Linked DNA regions of Homo sapiens: region 2 is linked to region 1. Evidence: chromatin loops called from intact Hi-C (ENCODE). Cell type or tissue: PC-3. All regions are shown on one strand. Links, peaks and the distances in the headings refer to the core of each region. The heading gives the core; the rest is flanking DNA.

Evidence for each region. Hi-C counts contacts between places; a loop is a spot of excess contacts. Peaks named below come from ENCODE experiments on the same cell type or tissue, not always from the same donor. Only the 100,000 strongest peaks of a DNase experiment are listed, where the experiment ranks them.
Region 2: it touches region 1 in a loop (3-fold over the local background); 10 of 110 quality-filtered maps call a loop at or near these places.

What each region holds. Positions count from the first base shown.
Region 1 is chr4:22,240,322-22,250,363 of GRCh38, forward strand. No RefSeq gene overlaps it. Among named protein-coding and RNA genes, the nearest start is that of MIR12115, 270 kb to the right of the region's middle. In PC-3, for the core only: no CTCF peak of the experiment used is centred there; a DNase peak (open chromatin) is centred at 5,180; H3K27ac peaks cover 1,058 bases.
Region 2 is chr4:22,385,124-22,395,165 of GRCh38, forward strand. It overlaps ADGRA3 (adhesion G protein-coupled receptor A3), which reads right to left. Exons shown (of 19, transcript NM_145290.4): 17 at 7,422-7,567; 18 at 3,965-4,060; 19 at 2,253-3,824. The coding sequence ends at 2,582. Among named protein-coding and RNA genes, the nearest start is that of MIR12115, 130 kb to the right of the region's middle. RefSeq lists an enhancer at 170-1,369. In PC-3, for the core only: CTCF peaks have their summits at 4,324 (motif pointing left) and 4,528; a DNase peak (open chromatin) is centred at 4,318.

The sequences.
Region 1 (10,042 bases), core at 2,662-7,661:
CTCATAAAGAGATGATCTTCGAAAGTATCTCTTTTCCTTATAATCAATTTTTTAAGAATGGTGTCTGCTCTTGGGGCCCTCAGATTTAGTACTGCTGAATGCAGTACTGTAAAATTATGATCTTCATAGTTTTCAAATATTCTCCTCTGTGTGACTCACCATACAGTGTAGCGGTGTGAACTCCAAAAAGTCAGAGCTAATACGCAGAGTAGAAGCGTGAACTCCACACAGCCTGAGCTAACACACAGCATAGTCATGTGAACTCCACATAGCCTGAGCTAACATGTAGGGTAATAGTGTGAACTCCACACAGCCTAAGCTAACATGTAGGGTAATAGCGTGAACTCCACACAGCCTAAGCTAACATGTAGGGTAATAGTGTGAACTCCACACAGCCTGAACTAACACACAAGGTAGTCATGTGAACTCCACGCAGCCTGAGCTAATACACTGTGTAGTAGTGTGAACTATACACAGCCTGAGCTAACATGCAGGGTAGTAGTGTGAACCACACACAGTCTGAGCTAATACACACACACGTTAGTAGTATGCCTGCTAATGAGTGTGAACGGATACACAGAGTGGTATATAAACTGGTAAACAGTATAAATTATACAGTGTAATTGTGTACACAACTACACCGTAAAATAGTTTAAACTATTGCCTCATAAAGTAGGAGGAACTCCCACACACAGGAGTAGGAAGCACCCTCAGTATCACAGAGTGAACTCACACACAGTGCCACCCAGTACCACCCAGTACACCGCAGATCACATGATCTTTGAAACTTTTCTATAGATCCAAAGTTATTCCAAAATAAAATTTTAGGTTAAAGAAAACCTTTTTTTGCACTGTCTTATAGTTTACAAATATTCTTCTCTTCTAGCAGCCTATTACAATCACACTTATGGCCTATTATTCCAAAATGACTGTAGTATAACTTCAAATTTGATTCTGAGCTTCCTCGTTGAGAAGTGTAAGACCAAGCAATTACATAATGCTTAGTATTGAAAAGAAGGAAATATCCTAGTTCCTTAACACAACCAAAGCCTTTCCCAGAAACATAGTCTCAAATAAGCCTTTTTAAATGGGCTATCAAGTGTTGTGAAGAAGAGTGTTCTCAGAAGCATTTTTACAACAAATGTAATCATAAATTTCAAAAGATTCCTTGAAATGACCTTCCATGGAAGCTGAAGTAAGTCTGAACAACAATTCTGAGAAGAGCATTCTGCAAAAAAACGAAACAAGCTCCTGTTAGGTATGTCACTTCCTCGTGGTTCAGCCACTTACAGAGATAGAATACAGATTGCCAGGGAGAGTAGGCAGAATACATGTTCTATACACTACTTCCAGCAGCACCTCTTCCTTCAACAGGGCTTTTGCTTGGAGCTGGAAAGCAGAGAGTTCAAAGTTGACTCTAATTGACTCTAATCTACACAGCAATACCAAGATTGTGAGTAGCTGGTTGGAGACATCTCACTTGAGTTAATATAGTTATTAAACGAACAGACATTTTATAGGATTGTGTACAGGAAAGATAAACCTTTTGAGTAAGCCAGTTGTGGGAAATAACAATCTCACACTAATTAATTGGTAAGGCAGTGAGCAAGTTACTCAGCCTCTTCCAATGAGGAGAATAATAACTACTTTGTAGTGTTCTTGTAAGCAACTAGAAATTTATCTGGCCAATAATGGCTGTAACTTAAAATTATTGCATGATGCTCACCTGCACATTTTAAACTCTTTACAGCTATAATCTTCTTTAAGCTTTAAAACAATCCAATTTTTTTTAGTAGAGAAAATATTTTGATATAAAGTTTTAAAATAGAAAAACCTAATTGACAGTGTTAGAAATTAGCATAGTGATGACTCTTGTGGCTCCAGGGAAGCATGAGAGACTTCCTGAGATTACGGTTGTGTTCTATTTTTTTACCTGGTGTGTTCACTTTGTGGAAATTCATTGAGCTTGACACATGATTTATATACTTTTTTGTCAGCTTTTACTTTATATACAGAGGGTATATGTGCAGATTTGTTACATGGGTATAATGTACTCAGGTAGTGAGCATAATACTCAATAAGTAGTTTTGTGACCATGCCCCACTCCCTCTGTCTGCCCTCTAGTAGTCTGCAGTGTCTATTGCTCCCATGTTTATATCCATGGGTACTCAGTGTTTAACTCCCACTAAAAAGTGAGAACATGCAATGTTTGGTTTTCTGTTCCTGCGTTAATTTGCTTACAATTGTGGCCTCCAGCTTCACCCATGTTGCTACAAAGAACATGATTTCATTCTTTTTTATGGCTGTGTAGTATTCCATGGTGTATATGTGCTGCATTTTCCTTATTCAATCCACCATTGAAAGGCACCCAGGTTGATTCCATGTCTTTGCTATTGTGAATAGTGCTGTGATGAACATACACATGCATGTGTCTTTATGACAGGATGATTTATATTCCTTTGGGTATATACACAATTATGGGATTGCTGGGTCGAATGGTAATTCTGTTTTAAGCTCTTCAAAAAAATCTCCAAGCTGCTTTCCACAATAGCTGACCTAATTTTCATTCCCACCAGCAGTGGATGAGCATTCTCTTTCTGCTCCAACCTTGCCAGCATCTGCTATTTCTTTACTTTTTAGTAATAGCCATTCTTATTGATATGAGATAGTACCTTATTGTGGTTTTAATTTGCATTTCTCTAATGATTGGTGATGTTGAGGACTTTTTTTCCTATGCTTGTTGGCCACATGTATGTTTTCTTTTGAATCATATCCACTTTTTAATGTGGTTGCCTGCTTTTCACTTGTTAATTTATTTAAGCTCCTTATGGAAGCTGGATATTAAACCTTTGTTGAATGCATAGTTTGTGAATATTTTCTGCCATTCTTTAGGTTGTGTATTTACTCTGCTGATCATTTCTTTTTCTGTGCAGAAGCTCCTTAGTGTAATTAGAACCCACTTGTTAATTTTTGGTTTTGTTGCAATCACCTTTGGAGATTTAGCCAAAAATTCTTTCTTTGTCAAGGTTGACGTCAAGAAGACTAGTACCCAGATTTTTTTCTAGAATTTTTATAGGAAGTTCTTACATTTAAATCCATCTTGAGTTTACTTTTGTATATGATGAAAGGTAAAAGTCTAGTTTTATTCTTCTGCATATGGCTAGCCAGTTAACACGGCACCATTTGTTGAATGGGGAGTCCTTTTCCTTGCTTATTTTTGTTGGCCTTATCAATGATCAGAGTGGTTGTGTTTACTATTCTGTTCCATTGGTGTTATGTGTCTGTTTTTATACCAGTACCATGCTGTTTTTGTTACTGCAGCCTTATAGTGTAGTTTGAAGTCAGGTAGTGTGATGCCTCCAGCTTTGTTCTTTTTGCTTAAAATTGCTGTAGATATTTGAGTTCTTTTTGGCTCCATATGCATTTTAGAATAGCGTTTTCTAATTCTGTGAAGGATAATCTTGGTAGTTTGACAGAAATGGCAGTGAATCTGTAAATTGCTTTGGACAGTATGACCATTCTAACAATATTGACTCTTCCAATCCATGAGCATGGGATATTTTTCCACTTATTTGTGTAATCTCTGATTTATTTCAATAGTGTTTAATGTAGTTCTTTGTTGAGATCTTTCACATCCTTGGTTAGCTATATTCCTAGGTATTTCATTTTCTTTGTGGCTACTGTAAATGAGATTGTGTTCTTGTCTTGATTCTCAGCCTGGGCATTATTGGTATGTAGAAATGCTACTTATTTTTGTACATTTATTTTGTATCCTGTAGCCTTACTTAAATCATTTATCAGTTATAGAAGCCTTTTGATGGAGGGTTTGGGGTTTTCTAGGTATAGAATTATGTCATCAGTGAAGATAGTTTGACTTTTCCTGTTTGGGTGCCTTTTATTTCTTTCTCTTGCATGATTGCTCTGGCTAAGACCTCCAGTACTATGTTGAAAAGGAGTGGTGAGAGTGAGCATCCTTGTCTTATTCCAGTTCTCAAGGAGAATGACCACTCAATATTTTCAGTATCTCATTTCTTCAGATGAAAAAACAGAGGCCCAGAAAGTGAAAATAACTCCCTTAAAGGCACAAAGGTAGTACTGCTGAATTCATATACCAGCTCCAACAACTACTAGCTGTGTGACCTTAGGTAAGTTATTTAAATTACATGTGTCTAAATTTCTGTATTCATGAAATGGGGATAACGATATTACCTTCTTAAGGTTTCCTTGAGGATTAACAATAGATGCAATTAATAATACATGTAAAAATAAATGCCACATGTCTAGAACAATGCCTAGCACGCAGTAAGTCCTCAGTGATGGCTAGATTTTTATAGCATGTGAAAAATCAGATGAGAAGGTGTTAAATTTGACACTGTAGAAACAGAGGCAATTACATAAGGAGGGTTTCCTCAGATCAAAAGCTACCTGAGGTTTGACTGGAAGGTAAGTTGCAATAAAACTAGACTTTTCTTGTGGAAGCAGCAGGATATCTTATGTAACGTATGACCAACACTTAATACAGTCTTCAATAGCATATGAATCATATTCACCATCACCAATAAACATTTTTTAGCCCTTATTGAATCACAGCATCAATCGAAGAACTTAGAGACTAGTAGATGTACAATACCAAGGGTCCCCCATTTGCAAGGTTAACGTTACCATTGAAGGTTCTATTTCTGCTTAAATATTATAGGAATGATCATGTACCATTTTCACTATTTCTGTCTTATATTCATTTCACCTATTTTAATATTATAAGTTTTCTCTAGGTTGAGCCAAATTTTAATCAATTCAGGCTCTATTGAACACCTAAAAATGAGTAGCATCCACAATGCCTTTCTGCCTATGTGACCATGACATCAAGAAAATCAAGATACTAAAATAAATGAGAGTTAATAAAAACCGAGTAGTACGCTTACATTTTAAAGAGACCATTGAACTAGGCACTTAATGCATTTGAAGTCCAAATATGGCTGGAATCCCTTCTATACTTCCCTTCAAGTGATGGTTCAACTTTAATTTCTACAAAGGCAGAGTAAACATGATTTCCCAGAGCCAATTATTTGATCTTTGTACTCAGATTAATCATGAGACCAAAATTGTATCATCGCAATAAAATAGCTTCACCATGCCTGTAATATGACATTATGATTCATATTTATACACACACACACACACACAATATATTTGTTTTCGTCCAGGGTTCCTGGCTCATAACTCCCATAGCCTTTGTAACAGCCTTTGTTATAATGATAGGGCACTTTGGGCCTCAGAAGCAGGTCTCAGAAAACAGAATCTTTTTTTTCTGAACTTCTGTCTTCCTTTCACCTACTGTTTTTTTCTCCCCCTCTCTCCAAGATGGGGAGAAATATTACCTCGCCTTTTTGCCTTGGAGCTGGCCATAAGGAAATTCTCTGACCTACTTTGTCTGATTATGGATCATAAGACCCTCATTTCAGAAGAGGTTCTGCCCCATACTCTGGAGGAAGGAATGCTGCATGGAGAGGCCAAGAAGAATCTGAACAGATCTTGTTGGTTTTCTGCATCTATTTGTATTAGATCGTACTCTCCTTGTCCAATCACATTTCCACACAGATGCCCATGCTTCAGTCATGCCTATCCAATGCAAAAGGACATGGTACAGAAAGCTTCTGGGGTAACTGAACACAGGGAGGTTCCTGGAGGGTGGCACACCTGGGAAAGTGTGGAAGCCCCACCACTCCCCCTACCATAACTTGCTCCAGGTATCTCATCATCTGTACCCTTTGTAATATTCTTTGTAATAAACTGGTAAATTTGAATGTTTCTCTGAGTCCTGTGAGCCACTCTAACAAATTAATCAAACCCCAGAAAAGGGTCATGGGATCCCTGATTTATAGCCAGTCAGTCAGAAGCACAGGTCAAACAACCTGGGTCTCAGGCTTGACAGCAGAAGGAAGGAGTGTACTCTTGAGAACTGAGCTCTCAACCTGTGGGATCTGATGCTATCTCCAGGTAAATAGTGTCAGAATTGAATTAGAGCACATACAGCTGGTGTCTGCTGCGCAGCTGATTGCTTGCTTGAGATGTGGGGAAAAACCCACATACATTTGGTCACAAAAGTAGCCTATGTTGATTGCCATCAAGTGAGACAATAGAAATAAAACACAGTTTGTGTCTTTTCCACTGATACTGCCCAACTCAAGGCAATTTTCTTGCTATATTCTTACAAAATCTAAATTGCTATTATATATACTTTTTGACCTTGGTACCTCCAGTCTTTCTTTGGACACAGAATTCCACCGTTCTCAAATTTAAAATATATTCTATTATAAAAGAAAAATTTATCAGAAATACTTGTGACTATTATTTATCAAAGCAATGATTTATTACAGAGATAGCAAATGTGTAACACAGAGACCATCACCCTCTCCTATGTTGCTCCCAGCAGACATGGCAAATCAACCATATTTACTACTCCATTCTGTTGAGTTTGACACCATCTCAGCCTTCAACTGAAATAGCACTATAGTAAGGAACAAAGTGTAGCACAAGATTCATAGAAGAAACTGAGATGTTTTCCATTTTTCATCACCCATTTGCCATCACCCATTTGTTTAATCAAAAGCAGCCTTATGCTATACAGTTGCTTCCCTGTCCTATTGTTCCCTCTGGGCAGGCCCAATCTGTCAGGGCCTGGAGAACAATCCTAGCTGCCAAGAGAGTGCAGATGTACCTTTTATAGTTCAGTATTCTGGGTTCCTCCCAAGCAGCATTATCCGTGTGAACCACACACTAGAACGTGGATATGACACTGCACTATTTATTTCCTGCAATGACTCCAATCTAAGGTCAGCATCAAAAAAGAAATGTCAGCTATACATGGACACTTTCTCCAGAACTCAGAATCAAGTACATCTTTTCATAGTAAGTCAAATCTTTCCCTTTTTGCTAATGGTGAGAAATTCCTCTCAAACTCCCCTCCAGACCTTCCCTCGGCGGGGTGGAGGGGGAACCAGAGAAACCACATGTGGCCCCCATCTCTATTCTTTACTTCAGTAGGAACTGGTTTTCCTCTTCTAATGTTTTTATAATAATATGATACCTCTGAAAATCAGGGCAACAAGGGTGGCATAAGCACTAAGGAAAGGCCATGTGAGGACATGTGAGAAGACTAACTCACTTTGGTCATATTTTTTTCTGTGCCCTCTGTGACTCTCACCTGTATGGTTAACAGTATGCACACTATTTCAGCTAGTCTGTTTTATATCTCTCCCTCCATGAGTCATAATCTGAACATTTTCCCCAAAAACTTCCTATATTGACATCCTTGAAGTTTTCCCCCACTTTCTATATATTAGCATTGCTCTGATCAACACCTGCCACTCATCACAAATAGCTGGTGCTAGAAGGAAGCTGCTGGCCCCTTCCCTTCTTCACTGCCAGCATCCAAAGCTTCCACCCCAAGATCCTTCACTGCCTGCTTCCTGCCCTGGGTTTCCTCTCTTCACTACTGTTCATTTGACTGGCTTCAGACTCACCCATCAGATCATATGTGATGTTGCCCTTGTGTCAACAGGGGCATTCTACTGAGACAATAATGTGTACTTGCCCATAGGACTATGCCAATGGTTGTTTGCAGGGATAATATTTGTAACAGGTGTAATTTAAAAAAAGGAAACACTGTAAGGGTGAGGCAAAGATGCCTAGTTTTTAATTAAGCAAGAGATGTCAGCTTTTGAGCCATCTGGGCCCTACAAAACCCCTAAAGGATAAGACTGTCTCCCCTACTGGTATCCTTCTGGTTCACTCAGCTCTAGCCACATGGGTCTCATTGCAGTTTCCAGAACATGGTACTACCTCTGGGTTTTGCACATGTAATTCCTTCTGACTGGACTGCTTCTACCCTGATTGTCGGCACAGCTTGCTCCATCATTCTTTCATGTCTCTATTCAAATAGAATGAAGGAGTCTCTGATGACCCCATCTAAAACATAAAATTTCATCTCTCCTACTTCTCACTACCCTTTCCTGTTTTACTTTACTCCTTAGCATGTATCACTATTTGTTATAGTACATATTTTAATAATACTTATTGATCTTGCTTATCTGACCATCTCCCGCTCTAGAATGTAAGTCCTAGGAACAGAGAGATTTTGACCCTTTTATTCACTACTGCATGCCAAGTGCCTAGAATGGAGCCTGGCAATTTTGGCTAGTCCATACATATTTGTTGAATGAATGAATAAATGGGCCCATAGTAAAAAGTTGAAGCAGAAAGCAAAAATCTATTAGAATGTGTCTTAGCTTGGGTGGCTGTTACAAAATATCATAGACTGGGTGGCTCAAACAACAGAAATGTATTTCTCACAGTTCTGGAGGCTGAGAATTCCAAATCAAGGGACCTGTAGATTTGGGAGCTGGTGAGGGCTCTCTTCCTTGCTTGCAGATGGCTGCCTTCTCATTGTGTCCTCACATAGCCTTTCTTCAATGCTTACTCCTGAAGGGAGAGAGATCTCTGTCTTCCTCTTCTGATAAGGGCACTAATCCCTTTATGAGGATGCTACCTTCATGACCTAATCTAAAGATAATTAATTCCCAAAGACCCCACCTCCAAATACCATCACATTGGGGATCAGGACTTCAACATATGAATTTTAAGAGGTGGTATGGTTTGGCTCTATGTCCCTACCCAAATCTCAGCTTGAATTGTAATAGTCCCCATATGTCATGGGAGGAAACTGGTGGGAGGCAATTGAATCATGAGGGTGGTTTCCCCCATTCTGTTCTTGTGGTAGTGAATAAGTCTCACAAAACCTGGTGGTTTTATAAATGGGAGCTCCCCTGCACATGTTCTCTTGCCTGCTGCCATGTAAGACATGACTTTGCTCCTTGTTCACCTTCCATCATGATCGTGAGGCCTCTCCAGCCATGTGGAACTGTAAGTCAATTAAAACTCTTTCCTTTTTAAAATACCCAGTATTGGGTATGTCTTTATTAGCAACATGAGAACAGACTAATACAAGATGATCTAAGCATTCATCCCATAACATGATATAAGCTTTATGGGGGCAGAAAGCTTATTTTTATATTTCCTGAGTGGCTGCTATATGCCAGACACTATTCCAGATGTTGGGAATAGTGCCTGGCATATAGCGGCCACTCAGGAAATATTTGTTGAGTGAGAACCAGAGAAATTGTGATATAAGTGCTGAGCTAACATGTAGCATATCATCAAATCACAGAAGTGCTGTTAATATACAGGCTTAAATTTCTATTCAGCAAAATTATACAATCATTTATCAAGATGATTAATTAGAATGTTGGTTTTGTGCTAGTAACACAGACTCAAGTAAACTGGTTTAAATTAGAGGGCCACACATCATAAACCAGACAGATTTTTATTTCCCTCTCACATAATAGTCCAACTGTATAGCAGTTCTACTCTGTCAAGTCTTCAGGGGCCTGGAAATTCTACTTTGTGGCTCTACCATCATTAAAGTGTGATCTTTGTCTCTGGTCCAAAGCAGTTTACTTCCTTATCTGCAAAACAGAGTAGTAGAGGGTAAAGAGAGAAAGAAATGCCATACCCCTTACCTTACAGAGCATATGTAGAAGTTACAGTCATCACTGTTGCTCACATCCCCTTAGCCAGAACCAAACCACATGGTCAGACCTACCCACAAGTTAGGAAGGAAAATGCAGTCGCTATTCTAAGGAGCTATAACTATGGGCTTTCACTATTATAAAAGAAGAGATGAACACATTTAGGTTAGAGCTAGCAGTCTATGCCAGAGTATATATTTTAAAATAATCATTTGAAATTAACCCCGACTTCGTGTAAACAATTGTTGAAGGTGAGTAATACATACACAGGGGGTCATTATACTATTTTCCCTACCTATGTTTATGTTTGAGAATTGCATTGTAAAGCATTCTCAAAAATTTAATTGCATAAGCCTCTATCATGGGATTTTGTTGGTGTTTGAATTAAGTAGGATTTGGCATGGTTCATTATATCATCAAAAGATGGAAAGGGGCTGGGAGATTTACAGGGTTTT
Region 2 (10,042 bases), core at 2,064-7,063, 140 kb after region 1:
CATTATATATGTAATCTGTAGATATAATGTTTACATTAAGAAAACAACTTTTGGCTGGGCTCAATGGCTCGTATCTATAATCTCAACAGTTTGGGAAGCAAGGGTTGGAGGATCACTTGAGGCCAGGAGTTTGAGACCAGTCAGGGCAACACAGTGAGACCCATCTCTACAAAAATAAAAAGAAAAACAGCCGGGCTACTGGCTTGTTCTTGTAGTTCCAGCTACTCAGGAGGCTGAGGTGGGAGGATGGCTTGACCCCAAGAGCTCGAGGTTACAGTGAACTATGATCCCCACTGCACTTCAGCCTGGGCAACAGAGTGAGACCTCAACTCTAAAAACAAAACAAAACAAAACAAAACAACTGTCATGAAATAAAAGAATCATAACTGTTTCCTTAAGCAGAATATAACCAACTATACCTTATTATGAAACTAAAACTCAAAACAACTAAGATAAGAATAAAGTCTGATACAATTTTATAGATAATAAACACCGTAAAAGCAATGAAATGTGTTGCCAAGCACGGCGGCCTCAGCATTGGCAAACATGGTTCTAGCCGTGGGCATGGTATAACCTGCCAGCATGTCCAGCAAGCCAGAAATTCTTTGGATCTTAGTTGTCAAATTTTTTAAATTAGGAAAATGATCATGCTGATCTCTAAGAAAACTGAAACATCTGTTAGCAGTTTACAATTCTATGAAAAATAGAGAATCTCAGCTATAAATCATAAACGACAAAGGTGGGAGGAATACAATATATTACTCACTTCCTATATACAAATATCAAAACTCTAATTGAAATACTAAGGATGAGTAAGTGATCGCTCATCACTCTCCACGCTATGAGTAACAAAATCCCCTTGAACATTTTTAGCAGAATCTCCATCTTCTTCCAAGTGTTTGATTTCTTTTCCAGTCCTTCCCCACCGCCAGCACCTGTTCTGTTACCTAAAATAAGGCATGTTTAAATGAATAAATGCTTGCTGAATGGGCAACATCTTCCAGGAAGGAAAATTCCTCACTTCCTATGCAGAGGCAGGAAAAAGAAGAACAAGAAAGTTATCTCCCTAGGTACAGCTGACCAGCAGGTCAAACAGGTTAAACACCGAGCAAACAAAAAAATAGTGATAAATAAGAATTATTCACTCCATTTCTTATTAGCTTATCTTTGTCATTTCCAAACACCATCTTGTACATAATATATCAATTTACCAGGAGACCATAAACCAGGAAATATAGCCAAATCTATCCACTGGCTGCTTTATTTCCCCCACCATAAAATAACATCTCTAAAACTCAAACCTAAAAGGCTTAAGTAGAACTATCGGTTTTATTATTGTCAAGCAAAATAACATTTCTAATGCAGTAACCCAGTGAAAAGTGAACATTTACACTAGAATGGGTAATCTCAGGATGGCTCAGAGAATTGTTCTCTGTACATAAGCAGTTAATCTCTCAGAATTTGAAGTTTATTAAGCTAAACGGCTTGATTCTTTTTTGCATTTCTCGAATATGTACTTTTGAATCCAATCTGATTCAAACCTTTAGACTTCCGCTGAAAAGAGATCAAAGTTGTGTCAATTTTGCAGACATTGTCTTGCATACGAGAGAACTGAGAACCACAGTGAGACTCAGGACAGGAGATGGGTTAGACTGCAGTGTAGCAAAGACCAGTGAGCGAGAACTTTTGCAGTAGAGCTGTTTTTAGAATTCCGGAATGGGATTTAATCAGTACTTCAGCATGAATCTAAGGAACTTTATCTGTTTAAGTACAAAATAAAAGTCAACATAAGAGCCAATATTGAAGAATGTGAACCTTAAGTGGTAGCTCTTCATTTGCATTCAAGAATAACTTTCGTGCAGCAATCACCCCCACCTGGCCACACCAAAAAGAGTAAGAAACTTAAGACCGAATATAAAGCAATGAAAAGGCCACGACCATGTTGAAAATAGTATTAATAGGATCCAAGGAATAACGCAAAAGTAAGGCAACGTAGGAAGTTTTTTAGGCATTTCCATTTTCAAAAAACATCCTGAGAGATCCTTTTAAAACCTGGTAATATTTAAAACTAGACTTATAAAATACAGCAACCCAAAAATCACTTTGATTTATGTGCCAAAATCAATACACTTAACCATGCAATATATATATATAACTGACTTATGTGTAACTCTAATTAAAATACCCCAAACCACTAATTTCATTAAAATAGAACTAAATGCTTATATTGTAAAATATAAAAATAACAGATCGACACAATAACAAACACCTATTTATTATATTAAATACAAGCCTGAAATATTAAGTACAAATTACAGATTCCAAGAAATTACATTTCACATCCCAAAATGTCCTGTTGGTGCTTTGACAACTAAAACAATGTTTTAGAAAGATTTTGTTTCAGATCCTAAAAAATAGCAACAATTTGGGGATAAAAATAAGTAAAATCCAAAACTTCAAAGTTTATTCCAAATTCTTTTGAATCCCTATGGTGGCTGTAAACAGTTTTTAAATGCTCATAGCTTCAAGGAATGTGAGTATCACAGTTTATATGAATTTCTGCCTAGGAAGCCCAGCAATGTTACACAGTAGTTTCGTGTTTCCATAATCCAGTCCTAACATTGCCAGTGCTATCGGTACCGAGCAAGGGTCCCTCCTGCCCATTGCTTTTAATTGGTCCATTCTGAATGGCCAAGTTGAGGCCATAAGATTTTTGCTGATTTTCAAGTTCAACCACAGCTGGCTTCCTTAACGCATCTTTTTTACTAGTGGTTGAAACTGGCTTTTCAAAATTTCTGCTACTTTTGGGAAGTGTGCTACAAGCATCGCTGCTGTCTTGCTGGGGTGGGTTGTACTGTCTCTCTCTGTAGGCTAAATAAGCTCTTCGGCTCCTCGAGTGTCCTTCGTTATTGCCCAGCCGGCTTTTAGGTAAGCCGTTCTGCACGCTTCCTTCCACGCTCGTTGGGACATCGTAGGCATATTCTCTCAGGACTGTGAGTCGGCTTGCCCGGTGTCCTTTACTTCTGTTTTTATGGTGGCGGCTTGAGTGCACATTTGTTCGAAACTGAACTTCTAAAGGCGCCACGTGCATTTTAATATCATTGTCCATTGAATGTTCTGTCAGACTATTATCAAGCTGAGGGGTGGAGTTCAAAGGTAAAGAATTGGCATGGCACTGAGCTGCAGCCGCCTGCAAGTTTGTTAATTTGCAGCCCTGGGAGGAATTTTTGAAGCTTGAAGCACTTTTGTTTGTGCATGAAGACTCCGCACTGCTATTGGGGCATTTGGGTGCCTCTCCATTCGTCCCATTAGAGTTGGGGGGCTGGACGTTGACTTGCACTGAATACGAGCTCCGTCCTGGGCAGCAAGTCATGATCCACGCAAGTCTAACATCCTCCCTATTAACACAATGGTGGACCACGAAGAACGCACTGAAGCTTAAACTTGTGGCTCCAAAAACGAAGCTAAAAACCAAGTCCAAAGGGTAATACAAAGAAACAGCCAAAGCCCCAAACATCCACAGTGCAACATATAAGAGCAAAGTAAGGCTGGCCCCCAAGAGCTGAGAATGAAAAGTGTGCTCATTTTCCAAGGCTGATGTAGAAATCAGAGACAAAGACATTGAATCCTGATGATTTATTTCGCCATTTTCATTGGCTGCCAATCTCTGTTGCTCCTCCGTGGGCTCCTTAAGCTCATATTTGCGCTCAGGGTGTCTTTTCAACTGAATAAATATGCTCAGAAAGTACATGCAGTTTACAAAAGTGATGAAGCTGGCTGGCCCATAGAAGGCTCCCAAGGAGGGTTCCCATGCCATCCAGCAACTGGAAAAGAAAATGGTAAACCAGATCGATGCTACATGTTTCAACAAATTATCTACGAAATTGCAATCACCTGTAATGCCTAGAAAATACTTAAAAGAGAAACAACTGGGTCAAGTACACAGAGAATATAAAATACTCACTAGGGTGCGTTTGGCCGACTGCCGTAATTCTTAATGTTCGCTGCTGCAGTTATGCCGCAAACAATGATGGGGATACCACCACCAATCAGGTAAAATCTAGAAGGAGGAATCACAGGAAAAACCACTCATCATTCCATTTCTTAACATGTATCTCTCATAATGTCTCAGTACTTCAAAAGTCATTCCCTGAAGATTAATTATTATCTTTATTCCAATAATAAGCTGAGAGTTAAGTTGGGAGGCTGATTTATTAGCAGTAATGTGTTTTTATTTTGTTTTTTAGATTTCTTGTTTTAAAGCACAAGGTCTAGTAAGTTTCTGAGTAGAGGAAAGCTGATCGGCTTCTGCCACCTTGTGGACAGGCAAAGTAACACTCTGAGCCTGCTGGTAGGATTTCAGCTTACTTACTCTTACTTTTTTTTTTTTTTGTAGCAGGAACTGGCTTCTTTTAGATTCAGCCGGTGAACTGAAAAGTGCCTTAGTTCACACAAGAAATGTAATGACATATTAATTACTGACTAATGTTCAGCTCAACCTGCATGTCCCAGGACTGCCCACTGCTGTGTATCTCATCGCCAGTCCACTGAGATTAAGGTAAGGAAGGTATCTGGATCCCAGCAGCTTCACAGAGTGCAGAGGCCCTACCTGACCCCTTTTCCAAAGAGAGGTGGGGACAGCAAGGGAAATGATGGTGCAATAAAAACTGATTGAAACAGAGCAGTGACTGGTCCTACAAAGAAAAACTCTGTGCTCATCTCTGAGCTCCTTGATCTCTCTGAAAATAAATTTCCATTCTGGGTAAGTCAGAATCTTAATTTTGCGTTTGCTCCTTCCTGAGACATGGCCCCAAATCTTGCACTGGGTGGATAAAGGCAATATCTCTGATACATTTGTCCATATATTGTTTCTTCCTTGTACCTAGTTACTAAAATCCTTTAACATGATGTTAGTACTGCTGAAAACTAATTACCCTATAAAACTATAATTCTGCCTTCTATTCCACAGATTAGAGAGATGCCAATAATACGTGACCTTCCCCTTCTTCCTGCTGTACTAATTCACATCTGCTTCTTACCTGAAAAGAAAGTATTATTTCCAAAATTAATCTTGGGTCCTATCACCCTCTCTGTCTTCTTTCAACGCCCCCTACCCCCGTTCTTGTTATCAAATAACCCTATTTTGCATCTTTAAAATCTTCTCTATTGCTTATTTCTAGCATGCTTCTCTACTGCTTATATATATATATATATAAAATACATATTATATATATATAATACGTATTATATATATATAATACGTATTATATATATATATAAAATACGTATTATATATATATAATACGTATTATATATATATATAAAATACGTATTATATATATATTCAAGTTTCCCCATCTTCTAAAACTTTCCTTGAACTACCACTTCTTTTCTCTCTTCCTTCTGCCAACGCTGGTACCACCACTTTCTCGCCTTTATCACCTTATTGTCAGCTGTACCCACTCACCACCATGATGCTAAAAATGTCCTCTCTGGGGTCAGAAGAATCTCACTGGCAAATCTCGTGTCCCACCCTCCAGGTAGGCAGCAGTGTTGCTCAGGCTTCCATAAGCTCAAGGATATGGGGGAAGCAGGGCTAGAGGGCGGAGCTTGAGCTGTCTAATGCAAAGAGGATACTTGTGTGTCATTTGGGGACTGCAGAGAGTTTGAAGCACCAGCTGCCTTTTCCTTAACTCTTTATCTTTCTTCTCAGAACCTTATAGGAATGAACAGCTGCTTAAGGTTAAGATTCCCAAGTTTCTAAGCCAAACACCATCATCTCTCATTTCTCTTAATAGAAGTGAGGGAGGTGTCAAATCTCATCCTACAACATAACTCTGGGGCCACGGAGCACCCCTGCTGCTCCTTGTCAAACACAGAACCACTCTCCCACAAATCATCCATGTTCTCGGGTGTTCTCTTTCTGCAGCCAAAAATCCAGTGACTTTTTCCACGGCCCATCTATTAAACATTAATAAGGTCCAAGTATCGTTCTTTTCTTAACTAACTTCTCCCTGGGAGTTCCTATTCATTATCATGGCTTCAGTGACCACATAAGGAAATGTCTCCTGCTCCTCCTAGACAATCTCTAGCTTGTCCTCTCTGCTGAGCCCTGGACTTCTAAAAAATGTAAACATTCCACAAGAAAGTACTGAGGAGCCTGCCACCCCATTTCCCCTCTCCATGTCTCCCCCGCCCACCTGCCATTTCTGCTTTTCCTATCTTATTTCTCAGTTGATGGAAACACCCTCCGTCAAGGCACGCTAGCTAGCTAGAATAGACAACTTGCAGCCATCTTCAAATTTCTCTCCCTCACACAACTCTCTTAAATCCAGCTGGACATCAATCCTAGAGAAACTGCCTCAAGCCTCTCAAACTTGTGTCCTCTTCTGTGTTCTCCCTGACACTGTTCTGGTCTTCATGGGGGCTGCCCTAATAACCTCAGCAGAATTCCTTGTTCTTAGGAATTCTGATTTATACTCCATACTAGAGCCATAGCTATCCTTCTAAAATGACACCATGTCAGGCCACTCCCTTAGTTAAAAATCTTCAGTGGCTGCCCACATTTTAAATAGGACACACAAAGGCCTCAAAGCCAACTTTCATCCTGAATTCCTGCTACTTGACACCAAACATCTGAGGCTCCAGCCAAACTGCATTCCTCAAGGTTTCCTCAGCTCACTCTTCACTTCTACACTTTGTCATGATCACAGTAAAGTTCACGCCAGTGGTCCAGCATTTCCTAACAACCCCCCGCCCCCAAAATTAATGGCTTCTTTCTTTACATTTTCAAAGAACCTATCTCCACTATGCTTCTCACACAGCGCAGTCAGTGCTCATGCCTTTCTCCTCCTGCAGACTATAAACTCCCAAAGGGCAAGGGAGTCTTCTGTAAATCCCTGGCCCAGGGCCAGTGACATATCAGGCATTCAACAAGCTTGGTCATCACTGATAGATTTTATTCATCCAGCATGATAATCCATTTACCACTTTTCATATTATAATGGATAGGAAAAACACACAAGTCTTCTTGTCCTTTGCATAGAATAATTAAACTGATACATACTTGAGTATGACATAAGACCTCAAGGAAATAAAAACAGCTGACAGTTTCATAGAGCCGATTATATGGCCAATCCCCTCTTAAGTGCTTTGCCCATTTACTCATTTATTCCTCACAACTCGAGGATGGGAGAATCAGCCCCACTTTTGAGATGATCTTGGAAGGCTCAGAGAGGGTACAGAAGTTGTCTGAGGACTCGCAGCGGGAAGGATGCCTGAGCCATTTTCAAAACCAGGCAGTCCTGCATACAAGTCCGTTCTTTTACTTCCCAAAATTCACTCAGCAATTTTGTTATAATTTATGATTATGCTTCAATGAAAGCAAACAAAACAATTAATACAACAAAGATATGAGATACCTGAGCATTGGTCTTGGTGGAGGTGGTGGTTCATCAGGATCCTGGCATCTTTTAGCTTTTTTAGTGACTTGTTTGTAGATATTTCGAGCTGTCACTCCTACCCATAGTACTGTGGCAAGGGTGGAATAGTGAAGAATTATCCCAACCTACAAGGAAGATCAAAGAATAAATAAAAGAAAAAAAATGTTCCTACTAAGGCTTACCTCAAAATTGGTAAGTAACTCAGAAGTCTGATTTGAAAGCAGCAGGAAGGCCTATCCTAATAATCAACTCTGTTGCCTGCTAAGGCAACACTGTGTTCTAATAGACATGTGACAGGGAATCACAATCCTCAAATACACAAACCAACAATTGGCTCTAGGAAGCCCACAAACTACCATTTATACCAAAGACGACCCTTAATACAGGACAGAACTGGCTCCCAGACATTAAACCAAAAGTGTGTTTTTCATAGATGTGACATTATACATTAGAGTTCATTTTCTTTTTTTTTTTTTTTTGGGACAGAGCCTCGCTCTGTCACCCAGGATAGAGTGCTGCAGTGTGATCTCGGCTCACTGCAACCTCTGCCTCCTGGGTTCAAGTGATTCTCCTGCCTCAGCCTCCTGAGTAGCTGGGACTACAGGTACGCACCACCACGCCTGGCTAATTTTTGTATTTTTAGTAGAGAGAGGGTTTTGCCATGTTGGCCAGGCTGGTCTCCAACTCCTGACCTCAGGTGATCCATCCACCTCAGCCTCCAAAAGTGCTGGGATTACAGGCATGAGCCACCATGCCCGGCCTAGAGTCCATTTTCTAACATTCTTTTTAAGGAGGAATATACAGAGGGCACAGGTTAACTACAGGGTGAAGGCCACAGCACACACAGAATAAGTTCCAGAGTAAGAGACCTGAGATATGATTCAGAGCTTTTATACACTGTAACAATCACAAAGCAATATAATAATATATTGATGGTTAAGAGGGTGAACTCAGAAATGAAATTTTCCTTGATTTTTAAACTGGTATTCACCTCTTACCTGCTGGGTGATCTGAGCAAAGTCACGTAAGACCTAAAGTGCTGGCTTCCTCACTTGGGAACCAAGAGTAATATAAAAGTACTGTGAGGTTAAGTAAGATGGTCCACATTAAGCATTTAGCAAATCGCCTAGTGTGTGACAAGCAATTAGTAGAAATCACTATATTATTACTTATTAAGAATGTGATTTTGAGGAAATAATGCGACCTCTCTGAAATTAACTTTCCTCAATTTAATAGTAGAAAATTATCAATCGCCACCTCTAGGGGTTTCGTAGGAATTGAATGGACACAATTCATGGGATATAATAGGTGCTCAGTAAGTATAGGATAACTGCAATATATGCAAATGATACACTTACAGTTTCTATTTATCACATGACCTATACATGAAGCAACTCTAGTTGAGGATGAAATTCTAGATGAAGATGTGAGGAAATGAGAGAAGCTTAAATTTTAGTTTAAGAAAAGTAAATGTCATATGTCACTGGAGTATCAAGGACATAATCCAGCTTTCTTAACCAGTAACTTGCTTTTTTTTAATCACTGCTTTTTTATATAATTATGAAATTCCAAGAAAAAATCTGTCATTCTAAAGGGATGCCTCTCCAACCTCAAGAAAATCAAAGGTCGATAATAAAATTATGGACCACTGTCCAGAGTTTATTTTAATGAGAACCAATCTGCAGCAAACACTTGGTGACCTGAAAGCCCAAATCTTCTTTTGCAGGAGAAAGCCAGGGTGGCCCCTCTCCAGATAAACCTTGCAGTGGCTCTGAGGTGCTGGGAGGTGGGATCAAGTTTGGCCCAACTACAAACGTCAGAAATGATCGTCTTAAAAAGAAAAGTGGCTTCATGGTTCCCATTAGTTTTGCTGACTGCGCTGTGAAAGCAAAATTTATAGACAGAAGTGGAACAGAAAGCATAAAATAACCCTTTTGAGCTATCAAGTCACACCAAATACTGTAAGTAAAAATAGTATAAATGAATTTGATGCATAGAAACCAATAAATTCAAAACAAATCAGATGCTGACTCAAAATGGTCAACTCTACTATTGCTGGAGGTGTCTCTGACACAAAGGTCAAAAGAATGAGGTAGGGCTCTAAAATACAAAAGTAAAAATACAGGTTAAAGGCAACTCCCACATAGGAGGTGTCAAACAAAGAATTTTCTACAGGGGACAAAACACATCTTTAGGCACTGAAGTGTTTTCTATGGCATTTCTAAATTTCCAGAGGAGGTTTACTCTTAAAGATACTGAAGCCTGATTATTACCAATAGTGGAATTTTAGGGGTATGATGACATCTGCTAACACAGTCAGGAAAGCAAATCACTAAATATTCTACAAATTTCAGAAAAAATGAGTGATTAAAATCTAGTAGGAAAGATTTTTTAATCTTTTGGAATGTAGTACTTCCTACTGTATTCTCCATCTCACACTTTGTCTACATGAAATACAACCTTGCTATCACATTTTCTTCCAAATAAATCAGAGATGTACATGGCAATTCTGTAAATTATCTAGAAGTAATCTAATTCATAAGGCATGTAAATAATTACTATTATTAACTAATGTTAAATGCAGTAGATTATTACTCAAG